2 separate regions of the Mus musculus genome follow, and region 2 is linked to region 1. Evidence: chromatin loops called from intact Hi-C (ENCODE). Cell type or tissue: left cerebral cortex. All regions are shown on one strand. Links, peaks and the distances in the headings refer to the core of each region. The heading gives the core; the rest is flanking DNA. Region 1 has its middle 250 kb from the start of Gm24127. Region 2 has its middle 52 kb from the start of Gm24127.

What was found. Hi-C counts contacts between places; a loop is a spot of excess contacts. Peaks named below come from ENCODE experiments on the same cell type or tissue, not always from the same donor. Only the 100,000 strongest peaks of a DNase experiment are listed, where the experiment ranks them.
Region 2: a loop joins it to region 1, with 4 times the contacts of the local background. A loop is called at or near these places in 2 of 42 quality-filtered maps.

The regions. Positions count from the first base shown.
Region 1 is chr14:92,613,042-92,618,431 of GRCm38, reverse strand. No RefSeq gene overlaps it. Among named protein-coding and RNA genes, the nearest start is that of Gm24127, 250 kb to the right of the region's middle. In left cerebral cortex, for the core only: no CTCF peak of the experiment used is centred there; DNase peaks (open chromatin) are centred at 2,275 and 2,639.
Region 2 is chr14:92,313,865-92,319,254 of GRCm38, reverse strand. No RefSeq gene overlaps it. Among named protein-coding and RNA genes, the nearest start is that of Gm24127, 52 kb to the left of the region's middle. In left cerebral cortex, for the core only: no CTCF peak of the experiment used is centred there; DNase peaks (open chromatin) are centred at 2,256 and 2,765; H3K27ac peaks cover 483 bases.

The sequences.
Region 1 (5,390 bases), core at 259-5,258:
CCTGTCATCAATACTTTATATGTCATCCACAGAGAACTTTGAATACAAAGGACTTAGGAAATTAAGCTAGGGCCATGTAAGAGACAGGTTCTTAAGAGTACTTCTTACAAAGCAGCCACTTTTTCTATGTCTTTAATGGGTTCACTTATTTCATCTCTAATGTGATTTTCTGATATATTACTGACATGCCAGACAGAGAAAGTAAGCATGTTGCTTCTCTCACAGCTAATAAATGCAGAGCAAGATGCAGGTTCAGGAATGACGTCTTTAAGTACTTCACTTTCCAGAAATCAAGGGTGGTGTTCTAACAATACATAAAGCCCCTAAACAATACAGAATGCTCAAACCTATAAACTTTTCCTCTGGAATGAAGAAAACACGTACTTGTATTGTCAATCAATCTTGGGTCTGCTTTATCAAGATGCAAAGAAAAGAAAGTTGCAACTGAAAAAGAAAGGGACTTTTTCCTCAAAGCATGAACAAATGGTATTTGAGAGAAGATTTTTTTCTTTTTCTTTTCTTTTCTTTTCTTTTCTTTTCTTTTCTTTTCTTTTCTTTTTTTTTTTTTTCTTGATAAGATGAACTGTCTCAAGCCACACAGTCAGAGAGAAAAGCAACGTTCTTTTATTTTCATTTTTGATAGTGATGCTTCTGGCCTTTTCTGCCATGTATCTTTGAAACAAGTGACTCAGTCAGAGACCTTGGGAAGATAACACCAAACGACTCCTACAGACCTCAGTCTGAGAGCTATAGCCACTAAGAAGAAGTGGATAAACTCTTCCTGACATGTGGGATGTAATGAAATAGTTGTGACTTAGCTGAGGCCTGGAATGACAATGGATTCTGACCACGGGCCATTCAGCGTCTATTCTCTACGTTACCCATTGCATCCCAGATCACTCTTGGGAATATCTGGTTGTGTACATTCTAAAAACTGTTTGTTGCTACTTGATTTTTCTTGAAGTACAATCTCTGTAATCTCCCAGGTAGACCTCAGCAGAGACTTACCAACATATATTGTATTCAAAAGTGTGACAGCTAATATTTTTCCAGAATCTTTTTTTTTTTTTTTTTTTTTTTTTTTTTTTTTTTTTGCTGTTCCAGAATCTAAAGTTGACCTCCTTGCTACTGATAATAGGAAAGCATCCTTGCTGGCAGCCTTTCCCGGAGGCATCACGTATGGAATGGTCCACCTATGACCACATCTTGTCCTGGTAAGAGAAGTACTTTCTGGTCCAATGTAAACCACAGCAGGAATACTCCAGATGGTATAGACTCATCTAACAATAAATTAGCTTCCATCCTTATGAGTTACCACAATTTCAACATCTTTTTATTATAATTGTGGCCATATTACAAAACCTTAGGCTAAATACATCTTTAAGTTGATAATGAGAGCCTATCCAGAATTACTTTGCACAGTGGGTATCCTTATTTCAAATTCATTGTACACATGATTATGTAAGATTCCCTAATGGCTTGAGGGTTCTGCTCAGATTGCAATCTTTCCTTAAAAGCTACTCATGAGGCTTACTTGCTGATATCTACCGTTGACCCTACTTCAATTCCAACAGGCAAGGTCCATTTGCAAGCACAGAACGGAAATTGAAATGTCAAAAGATGTGCTGGCAAGGAGAAGAAAATAGAGAAGAATCTCTGTACTCTTGTTAATCTTTGCAGATTAATATTCCACAAATAGCATTTGAGAGTGGTCAGTTTCATAGTTATAGCTTTAGCATTATGGCATTTTGATTTTACTTACGGCCTGCTTTAGTGAATGAGTCTGCCTCTTGCAATAGCTACAAGCAAATATATAAAACAAACAAACAAACAAACTATTAGAAATAATTATTGTAACAAGAACCTATTCAAATATATTTTCTGTCTTCATACTTTATATCCATTTTAACATGACCTATGCCTTACAAATCCTTAGCAGAGTCTGTTTTCCAAATCCAAAGTATGTGACCCTTACTGAGAAAAAATGCATTTTAATATAGTAAGCTTTTTCTATTTTTTTATTTAAATATGGGTAATGTATATATATATATGTATATATATATATATATATATATATATTTATAAACGCCTGTATTTAGAATTAAAATAACACAAAATTCAGGTGCAAACACCATATTATACAACTATAAAACAACTGGATGCTCACAGTCAGCTATTGGATGGATCACAGGGCCCCCAGTGGAGGATCTAGAGAAAGTACCCAAGGAGCTGGGGGGATCTGCAACCCTATAGGTGGAACTACAATATGAACTTACCAGTACCCCTCACAGCTCGTGTCTCTAGCTGCATATGTATCAGAAGATGGCCTAGTCGGCCATCATTGGAAAGAGTGGCCCATTGGTCTTGCAAACTTTATATGCCTCAATAGAGGGGAACACCAGGGCCAAGAAGTGGGAGTGGGTGGGTGGGGGAGTGGGTGGGGGAGGGTGTGGGGGACTTTTGGGATAGCATTGGAAATGTAAATGAAATCAATACCTAATTTTAAAAAAGCAACTTCTTAGTATTGTCTATACAATTTAAAAGTATCAGAGCGTTGGACAAGGACAGCAGAATTCCAGCCATCTGTAGCACACGCTAAACTGCGAAACATGATGTGTGTGGACATCCTGAGTCATGAGAGCTTCTCTGGCTTCCTACGCATTTTATGTATTCACAGAAATTCTGCACTTGCAAGCCTCTCACCCATGTGCAGTGGACTATAGCAAAAAATAACCATCTACTTTTCTTGTAAAGTCTTTGCTTTATTAGATTTGTTCAAATCTGAAAAAATTTTTTATTGTTTTTGCACTGTACTGTGAATTCTACCACAGGTGAGTAACCCTTGTAACATTTCTTCTGCCAAATTGTTCAGGTTCACAATTGACAGAGAATCAACAAAGCCCAGGATTAGCTTGCAACCCCTGAAACCATGGACCGCCTAAATCCTCCCTCCTTTATTAAGTTGGTTATTTGGGAATTGTGTCATGGTAAAGCAAAAAATGACAAACAGAAATAGCATGCTTTCTTCTTTCTTAGTTTCATTCTTTGTTTCTTTGTTTCTTGCTTTTCTTTTCATCTATCTAACTATGTATCCATCTATCTATCTACATATCTGTCTCTCTCAAATCTATTTATTTATTGGAGACAAGTTTTCTTGATGTAGCTCTGGTTGTCTTAGAACTTGCTTTATAGATCACACTGACCTCAAACTCAGAGATCCTCTTGCCTTTGCCTCTAGGGTGCTGGAACTAAAGAAGGCACTCCTACCACGTGGCTTCTTTTTCCTTTCTTCCTTGACCTGAGCATAAAATAATATTGGACGAATAAGATGATGTATGGAAAGGCCCAAACAAAACAAAACAAAACAAAAAACCAAAAAGTTATCTAATTTAGTACATGGCCCTCGGATAAGTGTGTCATATTTACCCAAGTAAAAGCAGCAAAGCGCCATATACTTGCTCTTGTAGCTTAGATGTGCATAGAGGAGTGAGGAAGTTGCTGAGTTCTAGCTCTGGTAGAGTTCAAAACTTGGAGGAGGATGTGTGGTACAGGTGAAAGAAGACTTTGACCAAAAGGTGCAGTTCACACACACTGGCACTGAGACTACTCAGGCCACCTTTATTTATGCATCTCTTTGTTCACAGCTGAAAGGTTTTGCATTCATTTTTTCATTTTTCTCATGTACAGTGTCTTTTGAGGACTTCCTATGTTTAACAATAATGTACACACTACACTTTTCTGCTTTCTTCTCTTCCTAAATCTCAGTGGTTTCCTGCTAACCCATGAAGTGCAACACAAAGAGGGAACATAGCTTCAGCAAGTAATTAGAATAGTCTCCAAGTGACTGAGTTTGGTAGAATTGCAGTAACAGTGTAGAGAGATGACAGACTACATAACCAGAAAATATTGATGTAATTATTGGCATCTATCATCTCCCATATCCTAATCAGGAGATCTAATTACTCAAATGCCAGAGATATCAACAAGTTAGTAAACTGAGTCAGTTTCTGCACCTTTCTTTGATTCCTCTGAATGTTCACATTAGGTCATGGAACCAATTACTCAGCAAGACCTGTCTAAATTTTTGATAATCAACTAACTGCTGTTTGAAACAGTTTGGAGAGCAAATTCTTGTTAGAACTAAGTTCCCATCTGAAGAGAACATAAAGGTGTTAGCTGATGAACCAAGACCAAGACCTTGTGTTGACTCAACTGCGCTATTGACAAACAGAGGAATAAAAAGTCTATTTCATTCCCAGGTTCCTCAGAGACAAACAAAACTGGACCATTGTCCAAGCTTACTTTTTCTGATTCTGGGGAAATATGTCACATATAAAGTAAAGTAAAACGTTCCAGTAACAATGCTAAGAATGCAAATGCAAGACAAAAGCAAACCAAGCCTCAGGAAAGGCTGGGTAATTCAGTATGAATGACCCCACAAGCCCTTGCAGGGACCCACTCCTCAGGCCTTGTCAAAAGGAGAACACTCTCCACTACACTTATGTACTTTTTCTAGCAGAAGTTTGGTCACCTCCAGGAAGTATCTATCCAAGTCACAAAATTCCTCTCTCTCTCTCTCTCTCTCTCTCTCTCTCTCTCTCTCTCTCTCTCTCTCTCTCTCTCTCATCTCTTCATGCACTTAAGGGTTTTGCATTACCATGCTTGTAGTAAAAGGCAACTTCCGCATGAAGTCTGTTTAATGTCTGGTTTGAACGCCAACAATGTCAATCCCATATCAGACAACCTGTAAAATGTCCCTTTCTCTCTCTTGTCTCTCACAATGGGACAAATCTGATTTTTGGGCCACTGCCATACATCTTCTGTTTAAAATGCCCCTGTTCAAGACATCCTGCTTGATATTTCTCTTTGGTCTCTCAATATCCTAATATTATTTCTGGTTTTCCTTTACATTTTCTTTCATTGTATCTGTGAGATACAGCTAGCACATGCACATATCTCTATTGCTTTGATGAATGTTCTTTTTCTTTCTTATGCATGCATACAAAGAACATATAAGGATTTAATGTATGTATGTTTTTCCTAATGTTAAGTATATTTTCCTTGTCTCACACATTAACTTGGGATTTCATAAAAATAGCACCATAACTATGGACCTTAAGTAACAGATATTTTTGGTCTTATAGTTCTGGAGCTGCAGTGTATATTCAGAATGTAAACGTGCTTGGCTTCTAGTGAAAATCCAAACCTGCACTTGCCCATGGCTGTTATTTTACTGAGTTGTGTATAAACTATCCATCCATAGTTTCTGGTATCTCTCCATAACTATATGACTCTTTAGGATCAATGGTGTCACTCATGATTTCAATTAAAATCAAGTCCAAGAGGATTAAGGATATCAATGTAAAAACAGACACACAGAATCTCATAGA
Region 2 (5,390 bases), core at 174-5,173, 300 kb after region 1:
ACAAAATAAAACAACAAGAACAGAAAGCTTAGACTGGGTGATTATAGAACTTTAGTATTATAAGAGGAAGATAGCCTAGCAATTGGACCCTTTAAAATTTATTATTATTGCTAAAATGCATTTTAAATTATGATGTAATTAATATCAATTATTTTAATTGAAAATAAATCCTTTTCTCAGATTTATAGTATAAACATCACATGTACTTGAATTTCTTTTTTCTATTTAGTATGTGCACATAAGGTGGCACTTCAGAGTATTAAAGACATAGCCTCTTATGTAAGGTGTTCTAATCTTCAAATCTTCTATTACCAATTCTCCTTTTACTCTTTATTGTGAGACAGGGATTCACTAAGTTGTCTGGTTAGGCCATGAACTTAATATGTAGCACAGTCAGGGCCTGGACTTTCAGTTTCCTTCCCTATACTATGAAACAGTTGAGATAGAATTTCAAGCCTTTACTGTAGTTTATAGATAAATTATAAATTTCATTGTTCTGTGGTGGTTGGTAGTAAGAATTCAAAATATTTGTCACATGAAAAGACTTAAGGGTATTTTTCTTGCTTATGTTTATGAACTTGGAATTTACTGGGTACGTACCATACAGAAAAATATCTAAGACCAGTCAAAGTAGATTCACAGCTTAGTTTTCACAGAAGTGGCACAGTGTATATTAAATTTCACCCTTTAGTTCTTAGCTAAACACTTTAATATATAGGAATATACAGGAAACACTTCTTACCTTTTAATATAGCGAGTGATCACAATGATATATATATATATATATATGTATATATATATATATGCATATATATATATATACACACACACACGCGCGCGCGCACACACACACACGTGTGTGTGTTTTCATTTTTAAATGTTCAATTATCAATGTTGAGAAACAGGGATATTTAAGAGATAAAGCAGGTCTCCCAGGTGTGACTTGCAGTGGTTTGCTATAATTAGGATACTGGATGAAGTAATTAAGCTGTGTTTGTGTATTGACAGACACTCCTGAAGCACAAATGGGGCTATACATACCTGCCCACATTCTGCCATGAAAACATTCCCATGGTAAAATAAATTTCCTACACAAATAAAAGAAATCAATAAAAGAAGAAAGAAGGAGGAGGAGGTGGAGGAGGTAAAGCTGCAGTATTTGGAGCTGAGAAATGACCCAGTGGTTTAGAGGACTTACTCCTTTTGCAGAGGAGCTTACGTTGTCCCTAGAACCTACATTACAACTGTTTGTAATGCCAGCTCCAGGGAATCTTCCACCTCTTCTGATTATTTACCATCCCTACATTCATTTGGTACACATACATACATACATTCACACTGCACACACACTCGCGCATGCATACACAAACACACACACACAAACACACACACACACACACACACACACACACACACACACACACACTAATGTGAATACATATTTTTAAAAGAAGGCTGTGATGCAATATGGCCTTTCAGTGGAACAGAGAACTGCATACTCTTCCTCTGAAGGCTTTTATTTGAACTCCTCATTTGAAGGTAGAACTAAAGTAGCCAGTTTATTGTAAAATGAATACCAGAAAGCAGTGGCGATAAAGCAGAAGTTTCCAATACCTATCATCTACCTACTATCACGCTTATATTTTTCCCTAGAGCAATTAAGTTATCTTGACAAAAATTATCTGTTAAAATGCAAGTCGACCCCAGTTTAAGGTACAGCTATTCATCCCTATAGTAAGTCAGAAGCCTGCAAAGCACAGGAAGGCAACTAGAAAGTCACGTGCATCATTTCTTCTGGAAATAACATTTCCGCTTCATTCTCTTGCATCATGGATAGACTGCTCTCATTTTTAAGAGACGATGTTTTAAGTTGAGATACTGCATCATTTCCTATATTCCAGTCAACCATAAGGTAAAAGTTGCAATAAAGTCTTTTTAATTGGTTAGAATATCATAGATGACTGATTGTCTAGTGAACTAATCCTGCCATAATAATTGATCATTTAGCTCTGATTTCTGCGAGAGACATAACTTGCTTCACTCTTCGTCTTACAATTGGGAGTAAGAAATAGTTGGTGAAGAATCATTTGATAGTTTTCTGATGACCTTCTAGATATGGTGTTGAAATCACTGTCAAATATGGCATAGTGAATCATCTCTGAAACTTTCACCTGCAATAGAATAGCCTGAAGGAAATTTTAATAAACAGATTGCTGGGCCTCACTCCCAGAATTTCTGACTCAATATGTCTGGGATAAAATCCAAAATGTGCATTTCTAAGCTGCCAGATTATTTTCATGGTGCTATTTGAGTTTCACACTTAAGGACATAAGGGGTATTTGAGTTCCCCACTTATGAAAACCAACTCATGATACAACCAAAATATATCAAATGACTTTTTATGATATAACAGTAATCCACAGGATGGAATCAGTCAGTTTAGTTGAACTTGGTCAATCAGTTGATTTCCCACTGTTTCATCAAAGCTTGAGCATTTTCCATATGTAGTGTGATTGCTTTGTTACATGTGGAGAGTCACAGTATATAGAGGAGTGTGTGTGAGATGTGTTATATGTTTCAGAATTAAACTGTGTCAACAGCCTTATAGGTTGTAGCTAGCACACTAGCACAAAATTTTCCTTCAGATTTTTCTAAGATCATAATTCTATCTTCAAGATGCCTAGTATAAATTCTAACATATGACATATGACATACACTCTCATCTTTACAACTAAGGAGCTGAAGTTCATAGAAGACTACATTTTTCTCTCCACATATCATAGAAGTGAGGGCACAGAGCCACATCCCCAAATTTAGAGCGATCCCATCTTGAATCCATTAAAAAAAATCTTACAAGAAACAGAAATCCCAGAATCAAAAGTTAGTAGGAACAACTTATTTGTAATTTTGGAAAATGTCTGTGAGGGGAATATATATTGTTAGGAGAGTGAGATACTGCTGGAGCGTCACAATAGAATCAAACACAACATAGTGAGTTTTGTACAAAACATCCTATATGACACAAGCATATATTTGAATCATTTAATAGAGAAGAAAAATGAAAATAGGAGAATAAATAATTGACGTAATCACAGTGAATTTACTAAAACTAATGAAAGACTCGGATCATGTTCCAGAAGATGCAAAAAAACATTACCAAGAAACTTAAAAGGAAAGCGATACACAAACAGAAAACTTTGGAAAAAAACTGCTCAGATACACTAAAGATAAAAATGAGAATTAAGCTGGGCAGTAGTGGCACATATCTTTAGTCCCAGCACTTGGGAGGCAGAGGCAGGCAGATTTCTGAGTTTGAGGCCAGCCTGGGCTCAGAGTGAGTTCCAGGACAGCCAGAGTAACCCTGTCACACACACAAAAAAACAAAACAAAATAACAAAAAACAAAAAACAAAAACAAAAACAAAAAACAAAAACAAAAACAAAAACAAAAACAAAAACAAAAACAAAAACAAAAAACAAAAACAAAAACAAAAACAAAACAAAAACAAAAAAACAAAAACAAAACCCAAACAAATAAAAGACAAATCCATTTTTGGAAACTTTTCAAAAATGAAAACAAAGAACAAAATTCAAAAACAAAACAAAAAGATAAAAAAGTGACAAATTCAAAGAAATAAAGTATGAATAGAAAAGTTTAAAAATATTGAATATGCAGTAAAAATACTGTTCATAACTAGAAAAAATAAGACTTTCTGAAGTTTTAAAAACTATCATATTTTCACAAGAAATACACTGCAAAAGATTTTAACAGTTATTATTTTATCTTTTCTTACTTCACTCCAGATTTCATTCCTCTCCTGGTCTCCATCCCATACTTCATCCCCATACCCCTGTCTCCATGAGAATGTCCCACCCCCGCCACACCACCAGATCTCTAAACACCCAGGGGCCTCCAGTATCTTTAGGGTTTAGTGTATCTTCTCTGACTGAACCCAGACCCACCAGTCCTCTGCTGTATATGTGTTGGGGACCTCATATCAGCTGTTGTATGCTGCCTGGTTGGTGGTCCAGTGTCTGAGAGGTTCAGTGTCTGAGAGATTTCAGGGACCCAGGTTAGTTGAGACTGCTGGTCCTCCTATGGGGTTGCCCTCCTTCTCAGCTTCTTCCAGTTTTCCTTAATTCAGCCACAGGGGACTGCAGCTTTTGTCCACTGGTTGGGTGCAAATATTTGCATCTGACTCTTTCAGCTGTTTGTTGGGTCTTTCAGGGGGCAGTCATCATAGGTCCCTTTTTGTGAGTGTTGCATAGCCTCAGTGATAGTGTCAGGCCTTGAGGCCTCCCCTTGAGCTGGAACCCACTTTGGGCCTGTTGCTGTTCCTTTCCTCAGGCTCATCTCCATTTCCATTCCTTCAGGTTTTTCAGAAACAGAATCAATTATGGGTTAGAGTTTTGACTGTGAGTTAGTGACTCTATCCCTCACTTGATGCCTGTCTTTCTACTGGATCTGGGCTCTACGAGTTTCCTAACAGTTCTTTACATAGAATTAGTATACTAAGAAACTCAGATCTATGTAAAAGTAGATAGATATTCACAATTAGAATAAATGAATATAAAATAATTTAGAGTTAAAAATAATATATTTGTATCTTAAAATTATAAAAGTCTCTACATTATGTAAAAACAGTAGTCAAAATATAATAACAGATGACCATAAAGTCAGATCAAATGAGTTAAATAAAAACAATGTGACAAAAATAGGATGAGATGATTTCTGACAACAGTGTATATTTCCTCTCTTGCTGTTAGTTCTAATGGCTACTTGGAATGGGTTATACTACTTTAAGCTATATTGCAAATTATATGTAATCACTACCATTCTAAGGACCAGTATGAAAAATTTAAGTATAGAAGATGAAAAAATAAAAACTTCATTATATTAGGTAATGCATAAAATGTGAGGAAAATGAATGAAAATTTTATGTTAAAAAAAGAAAACACAATCATGATGACAATTAATCTCACATAGTAAGTATAAGTTACCGTTTCCATTGCTCTAATAAAATACCTTTAAATCCAGGTTAAAAGTTGTATTTTTGCGCTTTAATGGATGGTACAACCAATATCATTAGGTAATGCATGAGTGTTAATGCATCGGCAGGACTTTGATGACTCTGGTCCCACTGTATCTCCAATCAAAAGCAAAGAAAAATAGACCCTTCTACTACACTCATTTTCTCATTTCAGAAACTCTGTCCATAGAGTTGTGAAACTTACAATCAAGGCAATTTTTCTTGGTTAGGTTAAATGCCTCTGAAATCTCCATTGTGTAAACCAAGATATAGGTTTTCAGGGTCATTTTAATTTTGTGAAAGTAACAAGCAAGTTTAATTATCATCTCTCATTCCTCTCTATTAGATAAATATACTACTT